2 separate regions of the Mus musculus genome follow, and region 2 is linked to region 1. Evidence: chromatin loops called from intact Hi-C (ENCODE). Cell type or tissue: heart. All regions are shown on one strand. Links, peaks and the distances in the headings refer to the core of each region. The heading gives the core; the rest is flanking DNA. Region 1 overlaps Agbl4 (ATP/GTP binding protein-like 4). Region 2 has its middle 36 kb from the start of Elavl4.

Evidence for each region. Peaks named below come from ENCODE experiments on the same cell type or tissue, not always from the same donor. Only the 100,000 strongest peaks of a DNase experiment are listed, where the experiment ranks them.
Region 2: a loop joins it to region 1, with 5 times the contacts of the local background. A loop is called at or near these places in 3 of 42 quality-filtered maps.

What each region holds. Positions count from the first base shown.
Region 1 is chr4:110,490,828-110,498,441 of GRCm38, forward strand. All of the region lies in intron 2 of Agbl4 (ATP/GTP binding protein-like 4), which reads left to right. Among named protein-coding and RNA genes, the nearest start is that of Agbl4, 97 kb to the left of the region's middle. In heart, for the core only: a CTCF peak has its summit at 3,742; no DNase peak of the experiment used is centred there.
Region 2 is chr4:110,319,448-110,327,061 of GRCm38, forward strand. It overlaps a transcript of Elavl4 not described here. Among named protein-coding and RNA genes, the nearest start is that of Elavl4, 36 kb to the left of the region's middle. In heart, for the core only: a CTCF peak has its summit at 4,643 (motif pointing right); no DNase peak of the experiment used is centred there.

The sequences.
Region 1 (7,614 bases), core at 1,788-5,787:
TAGGTTTGGGTACGTTGTGGCTTCATTTTCATTAAACTCTAAAAAGACTTTAATTTCTTTCTTTATTCCTTCCTTGACCAAGGTATCATTGAGAAGAGTGTTATTCAGTTTCCACGTGAATGTTGGCTTTCCATTATTTATGTTGTTATTGAAGATCAGTCTTAGGCCATGGTGGTCTGATAGGATACATGGGACAATTTCAATATTTTTGTATCTATTGAGGCCTGTTTTGTGACCAATTATATGGTCAATTTTGGAGAAGGTCCCGTGAGGTGCTGAGAAGAAGGTATATCCTTTTGTTTTAGGATAAAATGTTCTGTAGATATCTGTCAGGTCCATTTGTTTCATAACTTCTGTTAGTTTCACTGTGTCCCTGTTTAGTTTCTGTTTCCACGATCTGTCCTTTGAAGAAAGTGGTGTGTTGAAGTCTCCCACTATTATTGTGTGAGGTGCAATGTATGCTTTGAGCTTTACTAAAGTGTCTCTAATGAATGTGGCTGCCCTTGCATTTGGTGCGTAGATATTCAGAATTGAGAGTTCCTCTTGGAGGATTTTACCTTTGATGAGTATGAAGTGTCCCTCCTTGTCTTTTTTGATAACTTTGGGTTGGAAGTCGATTTTATCCGATATTAAAATGGCTACTCCAGCTTGTTTCTTCAGTCCATTTGCTTGGAAAATTGTTTTCCAGCCTTTCACTCTGAGGTAGTGTCTGTCTTTTTCCCTGAGATGGGTTTCCTGTAAGCAGCAGAATGTTGGGTCCTGTTTGTGTAGCCAGTCTGTTAGTCTATGTCTTTTTATTGGGGAATTGAGTCCATTGATATTAAGAGATATTAAGGAAAAGTAATTGTTGCTCCCTTTTATTTTTGTTGTTAGAGTTGGCATTCTGTTCTTGTGGCTGTCTTCTTTTTGGTTTGTTGAATGATTACTTTCTTGGTTGTTCTAGGGCGTGATTTCCGTCCTTGTATTGCTTCTTTTCTGTTATTATCCTTTGAAGGGCTGGATTCGTGGAAAGATATTGTGTGAACTTGGTTTTGTCGTGGAATACTTTGGTTTCTCCATCTATGGTAATTGAGAGTTTGGCCGGGTATAGTAGCCTGGGCTGGCATTTGTGTTCTCTTAGTGTCTGTATAACATCTGTCCAGGCTCTTCTGGCTTTCATAGTCTCTGGTGAAAAGTCTGGTGTAATTCTGATAGGCCTTCCTTTATATGTTACTTGACCTTTCTCCCTTACTGCTTTTAATATTCTATCTTTATTTAGTGCATTTGTTGTTCTGATTATTATGTGTCGGGAGGAATTTCTTTTCTGGTCCAGTCTATTTGGAGTTCTGTATGCTTCTTGTATGATCATGGGCATCTCTTTTTTTATGTTTGGGAAGTTTTCTTCTATTATTTTGTTGAAGATATTAGCTGGCCCTTTAAGTTGAAAATCTTCATTCTCATCAATTCCTATTATCCGTAGGTTTGGTCTTCTCATTGTGTCCTGGATTACCTGGATGTTTTGAGTTAGGATCCTTTTGCATTTTGTATTTTCTTTGACTGTTGTGTCGATGTTCTCTATGGAATCTTCTGCACCTGAGATTCTCTCTTCCATTTCTTGTATTCTGTTGCTGATGCTCGCATCTATGGTTCCAGATCTCTTTCCTAGGGTTTCTATCTCCAGCGTTGCCTCGCTTTGGGTTTTCTTTATTGTGTCTACTTCCCCTTTTAGTTCTAGTATGGTTTTGTTCATTTCCATCACCTGTTTGGCTGTGTTTTCCTGCTTTTCTTTAAGAGCCTGTAACTCTTTAGCAGTGCTCTCCTCTAAATCTTTAAGTGACTTATGAAAGTCCTTCTTGATGTCCTCTATCATCATCATGAGAAATGTTTTTAAATCTGGGTCTAGATTTTCGGTTGTGTTGGGGTGCCCAGGACTAGGTGGGGTGGGAGTGCTGCGTTCTGATGATGGTGAGTGGTCTTGATTTCTGTTAGTAGGATTCTTACGTTTGCCTTTCGCCATCTGGTAATCTCTGAAGCTAGCTGTTTTAGTTGTCACTGTTAAGAGCTTGTTCTTCAGGTGACTCTGTTAGCCTCTATGAGCAGACCTGGAGGGTAGCACTCTCCTTAGTTTCAGTGGGCAGAGTATTCTCTGCAGGCAAGCTCTCTTCTTGCAAGGCAGGTACCCAGATATCTGGTGTTCGAACCAGACTCCTGGCAGAAGTTGTGTTCCACTCACTAGAGGTCTTAGGATCACGTGTGGAATCCTGTGTGGGCCCTTGCGGGTGTCAGGCGACTCAGCTGGCAAGGTAGCCGGGGCTCGAGTGGAGTGGAAGGGGTTTGTGCCCCAGATCAAGCCCGGGTAGCCTGCTTCCCTATGTACCGCAGTCTCAAGTTCCACGCGATTGGATTGGGGTAGGCGCTGTGTTCCACTCACCAGAGGTCTTAGGGTCCCGTGTGGGCCCTTGCGGGTGTTGGGCAAGACTCTGCTGGCAAGGTAGCCAGGGGCTCTAGTCTCGAGTCGAGCGGAAGGGACTTGTGCCCCAGATCAGGCCCGGGTAGCCTGCTTCCCTATGTACCGCAGTCTCAAGTTCTGCGCGATTGGATTGGGGCAGGCACTGTGATCCACTCACCAGAGGTCTTAGGGTCCCGTGGGGAGTCCCGTGTGGACCCTTGCGGGTGTTGGCAAGACTCTGCTGGCAAGGTAGCCCGGGGCTCTAGTCTCGAGTCGAGCGGAAGGGACTTGTGCCCCAGATCAGGCCCGGGTAGCCTGCTTCCCTATGTACCGCAGTCTCAAGTTCTGCGCGATTGGATTGGGCCAGGCACTGTGATCCACTCACCAGAGGTCTTAGGGTCCCGTGGGGAGTCCCGTGTGGACCCTTGCGGGTGTTGGGCAAGACTCTGCTGGCAAGGTAGCCCGGGGCTCGAGTCTCGAGTCGAGCGGAAGGGATGGTGGACTTTTCTATTCTATCATTCCTGAACCTAAAATCTTGGGGGTGAGGGAAGGAAACAGATAAATACAAATAGTATTTAATGAAACACCACTTATATGTATGTTCAAATATTCTCTTTGGATAATCTGAGGCTGCTTTAAAGGAAACTTTCACAGAAGTCCTATGCACTAGTATTAAGATAACAGGAAGGAAGGGAACACATTATTTGAATATATATATGTGCACATATATATACATACATATATACATATGTACTATATGTATGTTATATATTTATGATTGGTTGAGTTTGTTTGTAGCCCACCTTTTTCTAATAAGGACTTAGGTATTACATGAGCAATTAAGTATATATATTAAAGTCTAATTACAACTTTTCAAGATGATAACCAGAAAGATGATAATTTTTATTATAATTGGCTTTTTTCTATCTTCTATTGCTTCTGTTCACTTTCAAATAAGGTTTTAAAGAATTACACTAATTAGTAAAACTACAATGTTGCCTTTGCTTTTGTTCTTCGTGTTCCGCAAAATAGTCACACTTTGATAATAAACTTTAGTTTTAATTTTTAATTAATTTAAAAAACTTTTTATTTGTGAATTTCACAACATGCACTCCAATCCCACTCACCTCCCTGTCCCTTTATATCCACCCCACGTTTGCAGACTACCTTCCCCTCCAAAAAAGAAAAACATAAATGAAAAAGAATACAAAACAACAAAAAAATCTTGCCATGAAAGCTGTAGTGTGTCACAATGTGAAGGCTGACCCCACCCCTTGCCTGGGCAAAGTGGGACAGCTCACCCTGGTGGCAGAGGTGTAAAAGTGCTGGCAGGCTGACCAACTCAGCTACCACCTAGGACCAGAACCAGGGCTTTGAGCATGGGTTTTCAAGTCACTTAGTACCCACTGCTTCTCATGGCTCTGAGTCCTAATAGTTGACACAATTTGCTGAGCCTTAAGAGAAGCTCTGTTTCAATGGTGATAGTTAACATCAGCATCTCCTAAGTGTTGCCAGCCTAGCAGTTTACTGAGCAAGGTCACACTTAGTTATTTCATGGCAGGATGGTAAGTGAATTGTGTATTTGATCAGCATTTAACATTTCAAAATAAAGCTTGCATGTGCAGACTAAAAGACTGCTCAGATTTTTTTGATAGGGAAGAGGTCTGAGAGTTTAAAAATAACCATAATTATGTAAAAGTGTTATAGCATTTGAAACAGAATATTTGATTCCCTGCTGATTTTATGTTCCACAGCTTAGGCTAAAGTCATTAGACATTGTTAGGCTTTGAAAAAACACCTATGCAATTTTACTTTACTCTCTAGTTTTGTATTTTATTATGGGAAATGATTGTTTACTTTAAAATATGTTCTTTCATAGGAGCCTGTGCTCTTTGAATATCTGGAAATCTCTGCCATTTTTGTCTGCCACAAAAGTATTTGGGATCTTTACTTCATAAAAATACTAATAGGCATAAAAGAGCAGATAATTAAACAAAACCAGATAGAATTCCTCACTCTAATTTTTAGGTACTTAATTCAAACTAAACTAATGAACAAAGTTCAGTGTTAGACTATACTGTGGTTCAAATGGACCTAACAAATATCTATAGAATATTCTGTGGAACAGGTAAATACTTTTAAATCAGGCCTAGAACATTTCCTAAAGTAGACCACATTCTAGGCGGTCTCAACAGGTACAAAATAAGTAAAATGATATCTTCTATAATATCATACAATATGTAATAAAACCAAAGATTAACAGTAAGAGAAACCACACCATGAACACAAATATGTACAGATTGAACAATATCCATTTGAATTACTAGATGATCATTGAAGAAATCAGGAAGGACTTTAAAAAAAAGTAGAGTCACATGATTGTGAAAGCATATTCACCAGAGGAAAAATGAGCTTATGGCTGTGAGGGCTTAATTTACAAAGAACTACAAAATAAGTTATTTATGTAATTCAAGTTTTCAAAGATACAAGAACAAGTCAAACCCCAAAACTTTAGATGGCAAGAACTATTATATATCATGGTATCAAATGACAAAATTGAGACAAAATGAACAATATATTTTAAAAAAATTCTAGTAATGAGTTGGTTCTTTTAAATGATGAGATTGATAACCTCCTAGCCAATGTAACCAATCTAGAGGTTAAAGGAGGAATGTTATAAGAGATACCATAGGGATATCCAGAAGAAAATCAGATAACTTTAAAAGCTTATATTCTAGCAAATCCAGAATAGGATAAATTCACAGAAACATATGTTCTATAAAATTTAAATTAAGAGTGTATAAAATTTAAATATCTCCATAGAAAGTGACATGATTGAAGTGGCAGTAAGAATCTTCCAATATAGAATAGCCCAGGGCTGGACAATTTTACTACTAAGATAGATGAAGTTTAAAAAAAGCTAACATAACACACAAATACTTCTCGAACTATTCTATAAAGAGAAGGAACACTACCCTGCCTGTTTTATGAAGCCAAAACTCTCTGATACCCAAATTGGAGTAGTATATAATATAAAGAAATCAAATGCCAATCCATAATGATATATGGATGCAAAATTTCTCAGTAAAATTAATTCAAGACAAATTCATGAACATAATAAGAAAATTATACACCATGGCCATGATGGTTTCATTGAAGGGATGCAAAGATGGTTCAATATATGCAGATCAATAAATGCAGTACATTTATACAGAATGTATAAGTATACAGAAAAGCATACACATAGATGCAGAAAATGCACTTGACAAAGTTCAACATTCTTTCATGATAAAAGCTCTAATGAAAGAAATTATGAACAGAAAGAACTCAGTCAATATAATAAACATTACATAAATCAAACCGATGGAGAAAAACTAAATTGTTTGCTGTAAAGTCAGGAACAGTTTTCCAATCTTATTCAAAATAGTGCTTGAAATTTTAGCTAGAGCAACGAGGAAGAAATAAAAGGCATACAAATAGGAATAGAAAAAGCAGAATTACCCTGTTTGCAAATGATATGACTTTGTACTTAAAAACCCTATAGGCTTACAAGAAAACTCAACTTGATTAGGATTTTCAGCAAAATATTAAGATACAAAAACTCAAAATACTGTTGTATGCAGCAATAATGACCTTAGCTAACTAAGAAATTAGGAAAATATTCCATTCACAATAGCTTAAAAATATCTTGAAATAAACTTAATTAAGAGAGTGAAATAGTCATATAATGAAAGTTTTAAATACTGAAGAAAATATTGAGGTATCTTGAATATTGAAAGATGTCGTTTACCATGGTTTCCACAGCAGAGTTACTGTTTTCAAAATGGCTATATTCCCAAAAGCAATCTACAGATTCAGAAAAAAAAAAAAAGAAAATTCCATTGTTTGTGATAGAATTAGGAAAAAAACCCAAACAACAACAACAAAAACAACAACAACAACAACAACAACCAGTCCCAGCATGCATATGGGAGCATGAAAGACTCTAAAATAGCAAACCAATTGTAAGCAAAAAGAGTGGTGTTAGCTTTACAACACCTCACCTCAAATTTTACTACAAAGTCACAGTAAGCAATAATATAACACAAACATGATAACATTGATATAGAAACAGATATGTAGACCAATGGAATAGAATAGAGAATACAGAAACAATGTCATTTTGCTATAGTAACCAATTTTTGACAAAGGTGTCAAAACATATGTTGGAAAGAAGTTAGCATCATCAAGAAATGATGCTAGGGAAGACTAGATATAAGTATGTTGAAAAATGAAACTAGGTTCATTTCTGTCACACTGGAGAAGAATCAATTAAAATTGAATAGATACAGAAGTGTAATATTAGAATCTCTGAAATTGCTGGGTGAAGTCAAGCAAAGAACATGGGAACAGGCATTATGAAAATGGCTCTAATATCGCAGGAAATCCCAGCAACTGACGAATAAGTTTATATAAAACTAATAACTTATACAGCAAAGGAAATAATCAGTATAATGAAGAAATGCCTCCAGAATGTGAGAATGTTTTTATTAATCACGCATCTAACAGGAGATTAATATCTGGAATCATATAAAGAGCTTCAAAAAATTAAAATTTTCCAGAACAAATCCAGTCAGTAAATGGGTTAATGGATTAAATAGAGGGTTCCCAAAGGAACAACACAAATGTCTAATAAATATTTGAAAATGTTCAATATCTTTAGCCATCAGGGAAATATAAATTAAAATTATATTGAAAGCCCATCATATTCCAGTCTAGTCAAAATGGCTATAATAAAGAGAACTATTGGTGGTTATGGTTGCTGTGTGTGTTTTCTTCATTGGTGTAGTCTTTGATAACTTGCCCATGATTCTATAAGTAACTTCCCTCATTTGTTCACATAAGCAATCCTAAAAAAGTCATTGGGTGTACACATGTTTGTGCACATGCATGTGCACATGTGCGCACACAGATGGTTTATTAGTTTGGAGAAAGAAGGGAATCATGAGTGGAAGAGAGATAAGAGAAAGTAATAGGACTAAATCTGATAAAACTGATTATATTCATGTATAAAATTTACAATGAATCTATTACATATAACTAATATGCACTAATAAATACAAAGACTAAATAAAAACGAATAATACAAATGACAAGTTTTAGTGACAATGTAGAAAGCAGGAATCCTTATACACTTCCCTTTGGAA
Region 2 (7,614 bases), core at 2,146-6,145, 170 kb before region 1:
AGGTATATCCTTTTGTTTTAGGATAAAATGTTCTGTAGATATCTGTCAGATCCATTTGTTTCATCACTTCTGTTAGTTTCAGTGTGTCCCTGTTTAGTTTCTGTTTCCATGATCTGTCCATTGGTGAAAGTGGTGTGTTGAAGTCTCCCACTATTATTGTGTGAGGCGCAATGTGTGCTTTGAGCTTTACTAAAGTTTCTTTAGTGAATGTGGCTGCTCTTGTATTTGGAGCATAGATATTCAGAATTGAGAGTTCCTCTTGGAGGATTTTACCTTTGATGAGAATGAAGTGTCCCTCCTTGTCTTTTTTGATGACTTTGGGTTGGAAGTCAATCTTATCAGATATTAGGATGGCTACTCCTGCTTGTTTCTTCATACCATTTGCTTGGAAAATTGTTTTCCAGCCTTTCATTCTGAGGTAGTGTCTATCTTTTTCTCTGAGATGAGTTTCCTGTAAGCAGCAAAATGTTGGGTCTTGTTTGTGTAGCCAGTTTGTTAGTCTATGTCTTTTTATTGGCGAGTTGAGACCATTTATGTTAAGAGATATTAAGGAAAAGTAATTGTTGCTTCCTGTTATTTTAGTTGTTAAAGGTGGCATTCTGTTCTTGTGGCTGTCTTCTTTTAGGTTTGTTGAGGGATTACCTTCTTGTTTTTTCTAGGGCGTTGTTCCCGTTCTTGTATTGGTTTTTTTCTGTTATTATCCTTTGAAGGGCTGGATTCGTGGAGAGATAATGCGTGAATTTGGTTTTGTCGTGGAATACTTTGGTTTCTCCCTCTATGATAATTGAGAGTTTGGCTGGGTATAGTAGCCTGGGCTGCAGTTTGTGTTCTCTTAGTGTCTGTATAACATCTGTCCAGGCTCTTCTGGCTTTCATAGTCTCTGGTGAAAAATCTGGTGTAATTCTGATAGGCTTGCCTTTATATGTTACTTGACCTTTTTCCCTTACTGCTTTTAATATTCTATCTTTATTTAGTGCATTTGATGTTCTGATTATTATGTGTCGGGAGGAATTTCTTTTCTGGTCCAGTCTATTTGGAGTTCTGTAGGCTTCTTGTATGTTCATATGCATCTCATTCTTTAGATTTGGGAAGTTTTCTTCAATAATTTTGTTGAAGATGTTTGCTGGACCTTTGAGTTGAAAATCTTCATTCTCATCCACTCCTATTATCCGTACGTTTGGTCTTCTTATTGTGTCCTGGATTTCCTGGATATTTTGAGTTAGGATCTTTTTGCATTTTCCATTTTCTTTGATTGTTGTGCCGATGTTCTCTATGGAATCTTCTGCACCTGAGATTCTCTCTTCCATCTCTTGTATTCTGTTGCTGATGCTCAAATCTATGGTTCCAGATTTCTTTCCTAGGGTTTCTATCTCTAGTGTTGCCTCGCTTTGAGTTTTCTTTATTGTGTCTACTTCCCTTTTTAGGTCTAGTATGGTTTTGTTCATTTCCATCACCTGTTTGTATGTTTTTTCCTCTTTTTCTGTAAGGACTTCTACCTGTTTGATTGTGTTTTCCTGTTTTTCTTTAAGGACTTGTAACTCTTTAGCAGTGTTCTCCTGTATTTCTTTAAGTGATTTATTAAAGTCCTTCTTGATGTCCTCTACCATCATCATGAGATATGCTTTTAAATCTAGGTCTAGGTTCTCAGGTGTGTTGGGGTTCCCTGGACTGGGCGAAGTGGGTGTGCTGGGTTCTGGTGATGGTGAGTGGTCTTGGTTCCTGTTAGTAAGATTCCTCCGTTTACCTTTCGCCATCTGGTAATCTCTGGAGTTAGTAGTTATAGTTGACTCTGTTTAGAGATTGTTCTTCTGGTGATTCTGTTACCGTCTATCAGCAGACCTGGGAGACAGATTCTCTCCTCTGAGTTTCAGTGCTCAGAGCACTCTCTGCTGGCAAGCTCTCTTACAGGGAAGGTGCTCAGATATCTTGTATTTGGACCTCCTCCTGGCCGAAGAAGAAGGCCCAAAACAGGACCTTTCTCAGACACTGTGTTGCTTTGGCAGTTCCCAGGTGGTACAGACTCTCACCTAAGCAGACTAAATTCCTAAGTTCCTTGGAGTCCCTGGACCAAGATGGCGACCGCTGCTGCTGTGGCTTAGGCCGCCTCCCCAGCCGGGCGGGCACCTGTCCTCCGGTCCGGACGGTGGCTGGCTGTCCCTGGCCCACAAAGGGTGCTGCCTCAGCGCCTCTGTGCTTCCGCCTGTTCCAGAAGCTGTCAGGTTCTCTGGCGCACCCTCTCACCTGTTCAGACTAATTTCCTAAGTTCGGCGGGTCCCGGACCAAGATGGCGACCGCTGCTGCTGTGGCTTAGGTCGCCTCCCCAGCTGGGCGGGCACCTGTCCTCCGGTCCGGAAGGTGGCCGGCTGTCCCCGGCCCACACAGGGTGCTGCCTCAGCCCCTCTGTGCTTCTGCCTGTTCCAGAGGCTGTCAGGTTCTCTGGCGCACCCTCTCACCTGTTCAGACTAATTTCCTAAGTTCGGCGGGTCCCGGACCAAGATGGCGACCGCTGCTGCTGTGGCTTAGGCCGCCTCCCCAGCCGGGCGGGCACCTGTCCTCCGGTCCAGACGGTGGCTGGCTGTCCCCGGCCCACAAAGGGTGCTGCCTCAGTGCCTCTGTGCTTCCGCCTGTTCCAGAAGCTGTCAGGTTCTCTGGCGCACCCTCTCACCTGTTCAGACTAATTTCCTAAGTTCGGCAGGTCCCGGAACTAGATGGCGACCGCTCCATTTTTTCTATTTCATTCAGTATTCATTTCCTATTTCCCAGAATCCAGGGAGGTGTCAATGCTATGTGGAAAATTTTGATTGCTAACTTACTTTCTGAAGCATGGACTTTTCTCCTAAAATGTTATGTTTATTGACGACAAAACTGACTAGGTGATTTAGATGAGCCTACCTGCAGGTAGTTAATTCTGCTCAGCTTGTGAAAGGCAATGCGGAGCCCCGAAGCCAGATAGACTTGGGTTCAGGTTTGCAGATGAATTAAGTGGCGTATAACCTCTTTAAGCTCCAATTCCCTCACCTCTTATTTGTAGTATTTTGTTAGTAGATGTACCTAAGAAGCCCATAGTAGCTACCACTGTCTGAGATTTGTTCTAGGAATGACTGTCAGTACTGTGCCCCAGGAGAGCTATTTCATGGCTAATGCCATCTTTCTTTCCTTCTCAAAAATAGCCCAAGGGCTGGGGAGATGGTTCAGCTTGCAAAGTGCTTGCCATGCAAGCAGGAGTAGCCAAGTTAGATCTCTAGCACCCAAATTTTAAAAATGCTGGCAGAATGGCAGGCACCTATAATTCTGCCATTGGGGAGTGCAGAGCCAAATGGGATCCTTGAGGCTTATTGGTCAGCTAGTGTACTCAACTAGGCAAGCTCCTAGTTCATTCAGAGGCTTTGACTCAAAAGAACAAAAAATTAATTGGAGAGTAATTGAAGAAGGCACCCAATGTCAGGCTATGTATATGCATAAAAGTGTTGCACCTCTGTACAGGCATGAGATCATGTGTTTGCACACCAATAAGCACAAGGAAGGCATGGATTCCAGGGAAATCCATAGGGTACAAAGACAGCTGATTGATAAATACATGAAAGGATGGAGAGAAGGAGAAAGAAAGGTTTGTTCTATAACTATGGTTCAAATAGTTCTAGCTAGCAGTTCCCATGCATGAAAATAAAGATCATGTCTTCCAGACCAAAAACTAGGGATTGAGGTCTCAAAAGGGTACTCTCACAGGGACAATGAATTAGAATATCTGAAATCATGACTATAAAAAGTCATGTTCTTAGATACATGGTAACTACTGCTGTAATGAAAAACCATGACCAAGGCAACTTTTAGGAGAAAGCATTTAACTGGAGTCTTCCTTAGAGTTTTAGAGGGTTAGTTCATGACTATCATGGTAGGCAGGATGGTAGCAGGCAGGCAGGCAGGCAGGCGTGGTGCTGGATCAGTAACTGAGAGCTTAGCCCCTGATCCACAAGTAGAAGGAGAGCAAGACTGAGTCTGACATGGACTTTAAAAACCTCAAAGCTCACTCCCAGTGACATACCCTCTCCAGCAAGGCTATACCTTCATCTTTCTCAAATAGTTTCACCAACTGTGGACCAAAAATTCAAATATATGGACCTATGAGGGCTGTTTATGTTCCAACCATCACAGTTACCTAAGTTGTAGGAAAATATATAAATGGCTCTACAAAACTCAATCCACTACAAGATGTCTGAAGACTATCTGTTAGAACTGCCCTGGAATGATTTCTAAGTTACAGTCTCATGGGTTCTCAGAGAGAGATCAGTAGTTTAACATGGCTCAGCAAGTGGTTTGGGGCATGTTAAGAGCTAATGGCCTAGGGAAGCAGAACTTACAGCACTCTTACTTGAAAGTGTGTTCTTCAGACTATGGTGATGTGCTAGAGAAAGCTAGTGAGCATGTACCACTTCTCCACCTCTTAGGTACACACCCTTTCTCCATGGGCTTCTTTATCATAGTCCTCACTCTGGGTACATTGCATTCTTAAGGAAACATCTGATCTACCAGCTACAGATTCACTCTGGGTCATGTCTTGCTGCATATGTCTGCTCAACCAACTAGGACACAGGATAGCACAGAACACCACTCTCAGCCTGGCGAAGGTTTGGTTTTATACATTTGATATCTTCCGGCTCTTTCAGCACTTCCACAAGAGGGCACTCAGGGGAAACTTTCTTTTTGTCAGAAAGCCTGCTTTAGGAGCTTCTAATCCTGGAGTCAAACAATGACGCTAGGTTCTTAAAATCAGAGAGATAAACTTCTCTCTCTCTCTCTGTCTCTGTCTGTCTGTCTGTCTGTCTGTCTCTCCCCCACCACACACACACCCTACAACATAAAGTTTTAACTATGAAGGTTTTATACACAACTTTCCCCTTTCTCTCTATACCTGGACATTCTCCATAAGGCCCCCAAATTTATTTTCCTCCACCTGTGGTTCACTTTCTTGGAGAAAAGCAGGCAGTTCAGAGCAGCAAGTGCATGCCAGGGAAGGCTATCTGGAGCCAATGGCATTTGAATTGAAACTTGAAGGATGCTTCAGCAATAGGTAGGCTTTCTGGAGAACAGAAATGACATGCACAAAGACAGGAACAGCTGGGGACGTGGTTCAGTGGCAGAGTGTTTGTCTAGCATGCATAAGCCCTGGGTTTGATCTCCAATACTGAAAAAGAAATAGACAAGAACATACAATTCCTGGCATATTTATGGACATAGAAGGGCTCCGCTAAGCCTTTTGGCTCTGCAGAGAAGTGACACAAAAAGATTTATGAGTTAGAAATATGTATGCACATATACATACATTTGAGATAAATCATATGACTTCAGAATTAAAAAAAGAACCAGCTTAGCTCTGTGTGTGTGAGTGTGTGTGTGTGTGTGTGTGTGTGTGTGTGTGTGTGAAATCAACAACATATCATACCTTTGAACTCCCACGCATATCACTTGTCTTTAAGCAGCTGGTTACTGGAATTGACTCTGACTTGCTCAATATTCTTGATCTCTAGATCATTTATCTTTTTCCATTGACAGCTTTGGCCAAGGTATTTTGATGTCTGTACTCTACAAGCTCACAGAACTGACCCAGGGTCCTTACAAAGTTGGGAATGCTAGGGCCAGCACTCATTTACATTTAATTAACCCCATGGATAGGAACTGTTAATGTTAGCAATGTTTAAAGACTGCATTTAGTCTTAGAATTTCTCTGAGCTGCTACAGAATATAAAGTGTGAAGATAGATAGATAGTCAAGAAAGTGCTTCCAGCTGCTCTAACCATCCCGGATTAAGGTCAGAGTTCAGAACAGTCATTTCAGTGGAAGGGAAATCAAATCAAACCAACCCTAGAGGTTTTAAAATAGGATGGCATAAGCACTTTTAAGACGAGATTAATAACAAAAGAGAGAGGGGGAAAGGCTGTCTTGCAGGGAAGTGAGCAGAATAAAAACAAGGTCTATACTGACTTCCTGATTCTCACTGAGGAGATGCTCTGTGAAAATGGATCGGACTCAGTTGAAGACATTTTTACTGAGCCTAATGATATTGCTGCTAATATAAATAATAACGAATATGTAAAAAAAAAACCCATAAGACTCATTTAGCATAGAATGTTATGCTCTCGTGTGTATCTGCTTTCAGATAACACTCTAAAGTTATTTCAGTGGAGGCTGTTGAAGTGTCCCCAGACACATTCAAAGCTGAAGGACTTAGCCCTCCATAGTCACCCCTCTTTGGAGTTGCTTTGATAAAGAGTTGTCCTTTTCAAGGTCATGGGCTCCTGTTAGGTACTCACATCCAGTGATTGGTCAATACAGAGTTTTGGAGTTAGGACCATTCTGTAAAGGTATGGCAGCCTCAGCACTCCTCAGCACCCGGTCTGCTGAATGTTCACCGAGGGTGGACTGCAGCCCCATTTCTGCCTCTGCTTCATTGCTTCTCTTTGAACCCCTTTATCCCTTCCTTTCTCCTAACGATCCACACCAAAGAATCAAAGAATCTTATCAAGAAATGCAATGCAACCAGTGACATTACTATCTCACTTGTATTTTTAAAAATCATTTTATTTATTTCATGTACATTAGTGTTTTGTCTGCATGTGTGTGTATGAGGGTGTCCAATCACCTAGAACTGGAGTTACAAAGAGCTGTAGGTACTGGGAACTAACCCAGGGATTTCTGGAAGAGCAGCTAGAGCTCTAACCACTGAGCCATCTCTCTAGACCCATTCTCACTTGTATTTTTGATGCTGATGATTGAACCCAGAGATTTGTACAAACTAGGTTAAGTACTTGACCCTGTACTTCATCTCCTGTCCTTTACTTCACTTTTAAAGGTGGGATACTAACCATCTTAGGTAGTAAATTAATGGACTGGAATTCATTATTTGATGCTAGATGATCAGTGACTAGAGCTGAGCTCTGGAAAGTGTCACTCAGTGGAAGCTAGTATTTTAGGGTAGCAGGCAATGGAAAAAAGAATAAGGCCTAACCTGTCTGTGCTCACAATAGAGTGAGCAACACAGACATAGAAACAAAGCCATAACTGGAATGGTCACCTTCAGAGGCGCAGGTTATAGGTATGAAGATGAAGGAGGGATGATGTCACTAGGATGTGTGATTTGCATACAGAGGGCCCTGAAGGAGAGATACTCCTGGAGACGTCAAGGAACACCAGAACCTGTCCCCTTTCCTCACTTGACCTCTACTACAAATAAGTGAACAATTTCATCTACAACATGTTGTGAATGGGCTGTGAGGTGGACTGGCCATATTCCATTCTCCCAGAAATCTTCAGGCTGTTTGATAGATCAAAGGGGTATCCTGGTTAAGTCCTCTCCCCTCTTTGTTCAGTCCCAGCTCTCCCTGTAAGTGATCGTAGATTTTGTTACTTGTTAAGAGAACTACTTATATCCATTGCACAGTTTTGAATATGGCAATTCAGGGATTAAAAAAAAAAGACAAGATTCTGTGGTCCAAGCAATGCTTTGTAAATTTTAGCGTATAATGTCTTGACATTAAGAGGATGTTACTACTCCACTTTATTATTCACAGCTGTTTCGTGCATGTAACTGGTGCCCAAGAACATGTGTGTACTGTCTGT